Regions from separate parts of the Homo sapiens genome. Here region 2 is linked to region 1. The links are chromatin loops, found by intact Hi-C in ENCODE. Cell type or tissue: natural killer cell. All regions are shown on one strand.

Region 1 (2,500 bases):
GCTTGAACCCGGGAGGTGGAGGTTGCCGTGAGCTGAGATCGCTCCCATTGCACCCAGACTGGGCAACAAGAGAGAAACTCCATCAGAAAAAAAAAGAAGGAGAAAGAAAGAAAGAAAGAAAGAAAGAGAGAGAGAAAGAAAGAAGAGAGGAAAAGAGAGACAGAGAGAAAGAGAGAGAAAGAAAGGAAGAAAGAAAGGAAGGAAGGAAGGAAGGAAGGAAGGAAGGAAGGAAGAAAGAAGAAAGAAGAAAGAAAAGAAAGAAAGAAAGAGAAAGAAAGAAAGAAAGAAAATTAGTCTGATGTCTGTCTGGAGATACCATTACCACAAAGGGGAGAGGTGTTCTCCTCTTCCCCTTCTTCCTCTCTCCTGCCTCACATGGTCCCTCTAGAGATTCCCTAGACAGTGTTCTCAGCCAATATTGCTCTGTTCTGGTCCAGGCATGCTATAGGCATGCTTTTGCAGGGGCTAGCCTGGAACACTGTTTCCTCTGTCATGCTAGCCCATAGATATTAATTTACCAGAAGTGTGGCTTAACGGGAGCAAAACTAGGAGGGGTGGGAAAAACGACCCCCGACCTCGGAGAGAGCTGTGATCGGGATCCTATTTCCCATGCACTGGTGCACCCACCTGTGGCCTTTGTGCACAGGTATTCCCTGTGGACTCAGCAGAATGTTAATAATAACTAACACTTAATAACAGTACTTGTCACTTGTATTGCATTGCATGGTTTCTCAGATCACTTTTACATAGTCTCATTACTTCAACTAATCCTCAGGGAGTGAGGTATGTGGGGCAGATATATTATTTCTACTTTGCAAATGGGGAAACTGAGGCCCAGAGGACTTGCCCAGGGCCACCCAATTAATTAAGGCAGAGCTGAGAGGTGAACTCACGTCTCAGGATGTTGCACAAACCTGGGCACTGGCACATATAGGTGTTACCTGCACACACCTGAGGTGGATTTTTAAATTAAAAATTTTTTTTTTAATTTTGGAGACGAGATCTTGCTATGTTGCCCAGACTTGTCTCGAACTCCTGGCTCAGGTGATCCACCGTCTCCGCCTTCCAAAGTACTGGGATTACACGTGTGAGCCACCGCGCCGAGACCTGAGCTGGGTCTTCAAGGCAGAGGCTCTAAAAGAGCTGAGGCTGAACTGTCCCAAGCCTCAGCTAGAGCCTCACAATGAGGCCTTTTCTTGTGACCCCATGGGGCTGATCTTGGCGACCCCACCCAGGCCCCCGCCTCTCTATCGCTCTCCGGGGGTGCCGGGCTGCTCCTGCTGGGCAGAGGGGCCAGGCAGGGAGCCGGAGCCGGAGCCGGCGGCCTCGGGTGGGTCCGCGCCCGCAGGTGCGAGGAAGGCTCGGGCCGCCAGCCCATCCTCCGGACCCGCAGACCGAGGCTCGGGCCGCACGCGGCCGCCCCCTGGTGGACGTCGGCGTGTCGGGCACGGCGCAGTCACCCGGCCCCGGCGGAGGCGGCGGGTCTCGTGGCTCTCTCGGGCGCCCGCTCCCCCGCCGCCTCCCCCGCTCCCTCCACTTTGGGGATAATTTAACATGTTTCACACTAACTTTCCCGTAATGGCCGCGGAGCCTTTGGAAATGCAGCCTCCCCGCTTTATCGGCGGCTGCGCTAATGGTTATCTCGCAGCCGTGCCCCCGGCGATCCTGTCAGGAGTAAATAGAAGCTGACACAGTCATTTGCTTAAATCTTCTCCACACTTTTGCCGCATTTCCCTCCAGAGGATACCCCTGAAACAACAATTATTTGAAATGTCACGCGTTTCTGCCCCTGGGCTACCAACAAATGAACATTAAATCTATTAACAGCAAAAAAAAAAAAATTAAATGTTTACTTTTCGGAAGGTGTGAGGGGCCTGAGTCAGGGAGGGGCCTAAGGAGAGTCAGGGACAGGGACAGAGGCAGAGACAGAGACAGGGACAGGGACAGAGGGAGAGACGGGACAGGGACAGAGGGAGCGACAGGGACAGAGGGAGCGACAGGGACAGAGGGAGAGACAGGGACAGAGGGAGACACAGGACAGGGACAGAGGGAGAGACAGGGACAGAGGGAGCCACAGGACAGGGACAGAGGCAGAGACAAAGACGGAGGGAGAGACAGGGACAGAGTGAGAGACACTGATAGGGGCACCAGAGGCAGAGAGGGAGGCAGATGCCAGGCAGACAGCTCGGAGCAGGGGGACAGGGTCCTGGGAAAGGGGAGAGACAGACAGACAGGGATATATCCATAGATATATAGATATATCCATCTCCCTATCTATCTATCTCTCTCTCAAATTTAGAGAGAGAGATATACGTACATGCGTGTATATATAGAGAGAGCCCAAAGACACATAGAACAAGACAAAGCAGAAATTGAAACCAAAAAAAGACCACTGTGGAAAAACAGACTCCAAGACAGAAGGGAGGAGGCCAAGGCAGATGCCCAGAGTATGAGACACCAAAAAAGGCAGAAAGAGGCACCCTCCACCCATAAATGGCAG
Region 2 (2,500 bases), 210 kb before region 1:
CGCCCAAAACTTAAGACTCCAGTGACTGTCCTTGGATCCTATCCTGGCCTCCTGTTCCCCCATAACAGCCCTGGTGTGTCTATCAGAGGTGAGCTGGACGGCTGGGGTGCAGCGGTCATCGGGGTGATGGGACCAGGTTGGAGGCCTGAGGCCAGCCCAGGGTGGCTACATGGCAGGTGGACACAGTTTCTAGTGAGCAGGAATCTGGCACCCTCTGCTGACCCCGCGGCAGGAGACAGCTGGTCAACCAGGCTAGGCTGCAGCCACCAGGAGGGGGAGGGGTGGGGTCCAGGACCAAGAGGCAGCTTCCAGTCAAAAGAGCAACTTCCCTTTCGGAATAGATCATTTTTACTGGTTTTGCAATAAGCTTATGAGACAGGAACAATAGCAATAAACAAACCGAACAAGAAATCGAAAAGATGGACCCCGAAAGCTGTTACTGAGCCCTTCTCACCTTCTCTTAACGAGTCTCTAATTTATAACAAACTCATCAACCCAGCACCTCCAGGGTTCCCTGGTTCCAGGTTGGGAACCCCTGGCCTCTGCCTTGTGTGTGACTTGTCATCTCCAGGGTCCTAAGACCTGGCTCCAGAGGTGGCAGGAGGCTCTGGCTAGTAGGAGGAACTGGCCCAGGGTTGTCCAGGGACTTCCATCATGGCTTCCTCTGGGAGGATCTGCAAAGTGTGGTCCTCCCCTGCCATGCACCCCCCACCCCTGCCCAGTAGGTCTCTCCAGAATCAATGGGGCTGGCTCTGGATGGCCCACTTCCCCAAAACTTCTGCTCCAACCCTCTGCCCAGCCCCAGGCTGCTGATGCAGGCATGGAAATCATGTTCCTTTCAGACTACCAGATTAGGGCTTGGCATGGGAAGCTGAGATAGCTGGGGGCTTCCAAGCCCCCAAATTCCATACTCCTCGGATAGGACTGAGGTCACTGCTGTGGGCTGAGGTTTTTCTCTCCTTAAGATGAGAAGATCCATTAGGGCAGAGCCATGTCTCTCCCCTTCCCCTCTTCCCCTAAAGCTAAGGCTGTCTGTGAGGAGGGCCAAATGCCTCCCATCAGACTGGGCTTCCAGGAGGCCAGGGCTGAGTCTCTTCCTTCACCTGGAGATCCCTGGGGAAAGGCTGTGTCGCCTCCCTAGACTGCAGTCCCCTGGGCCTGGGCCATGTTTCCTTACCTTAGACTGAGGCTGTGGGAATGTGGGACTACATTTCTACCACAGGCTGCAGCTCCCTTAAGCATCCATTTTTTTTCCAGTCCCTTTTGTCACCCAGTAACCCTGAAGCTTTTCCCAAGGTAGCCCCCTGTATTCTACCTGTCCGCGCTGGAGGAACAAGTCAGCCCCTGTGCCTTTCCTGGCAGCTGGGCATAGGACAGGGCATCAGGGATGGGAAGCAGTGTTCTGCCAACGACTTTCTGGGTTGGGCAGGGCTATGCTTCTCTGCAGGGGACTGAGTGTCTCCTTGTGAAGCCTGCAATCATTGGAGATGGCCACAAGATGTCAGCTCGAGGCTGTGGAAATGGCTCCAGTCCTGGGACTGAGCTCAAAAGGAAGGAAATCAGACAGCAGCCTGAAAGGCCCCCTCTGTCCCCCACTCAAACTCACAACAATGCTCCATCTCTCTACTTTGTCCCCAGTTCTTTGCTCCCAGAAGAGTGGGTTCTGAGGCTCCTTGACTTCCAGCTCTGGGAAGGATGGGAGCTGCTGCCCCTATTGCAGGCACCCTTGCTGGGAAGAGCCCTGTGTGCCTGTGTTCCCCTGTGTGTCCTTGTGGGTGTGGCTTCAGGCCACCACAGCCAGTGTGAGTGCTCAGGGCTGCCTGCGTTTGTGTGCAACTCTTGGCAGGAATTTGTGTCTGCCACAATAGACAGAGAAATTCAGACCTGAAAGGGCCCTTCGAAATCTCCCAGTTCAACCTGTTGTTTTATAGATGAGGAAACAGAGGCCCAGAGAGAGAGAGGAAATGGCTTGTCCAAGGCCACACAGCAAGTCCATGTTGAGCTGTTCCTGGAACCCAGGACTCCCACTTTGCAGCATGTGTGTGCACCCATCTGGGAGTCTGGTTGACCAGGACTGTGTGCCTGGTGTACTTTTGTGTTAGTGATTTACATCCAATGGGTCCTGGAAAGTTCCCTGACTGACCATCAGCCTGCAAGTTTCCAAACAGAATCACAAGGAAATGGGAAGAAGGAAGGCATGGAAAGGAAGGAGGGAGAGACAGAGAAGTACATATGCATGTAGATGCACATCTCTTTTTGCTTCACGGGGACGGGGTGTAATGTCAATGGTTGGATGTGTCTGTATCTCCCTAGGTAAGTGTGCCTGTGTCAGATACCTTGATTCATTCTGGTGTTGAGGTTTGAGTTTGTGTACATGCATGTGTACACGTGTGTACAGGGACCCATTTGTGGGACTGCAGGGAGTCGAGGTGTCTTTGGGGAGGCGTTGGTGCTTTTGGCTGGGTACAGTGTGAGCGATGGTGTGTGCCGCGGTTGGCGT

Evidence for each region. Hi-C counts contacts between places; a loop is a spot of excess contacts. Peaks named below come from ENCODE experiments on the same cell type or tissue, not always from the same donor. Only the 100,000 strongest peaks of a DNase experiment are listed, where the experiment ranks them.
Region 2: it touches region 1 in a loop (15-fold over the local background); 40 of 110 quality-filtered maps call a loop at or near these places.

The regions. Positions count from the first base shown.
Region 1 is chr10:100,670,103-100,672,602 of GRCh38, reverse strand. No RefSeq gene overlaps it. Among named protein-coding and RNA genes, the nearest start is that of PAX2, 74 kb to the left of the region's middle. RefSeq lists a silencer at 1,333-1,512. In natural killer cell, CTCF peaks have their summits at 1,202 and 1,402 (motif pointing left); a DNase peak (open chromatin) is centred at 1,422; H3K27me3 peaks cover 1,672 bases.
Region 2 is chr10:100,877,646-100,880,145 of GRCh38, reverse strand. No RefSeq gene overlaps it. Among named protein-coding and RNA genes, the nearest start is that of SLF2, 34 kb to the left of the region's middle. In natural killer cell, no CTCF peak of the experiment used is centred here; a DNase peak (open chromatin) is centred at 1,495.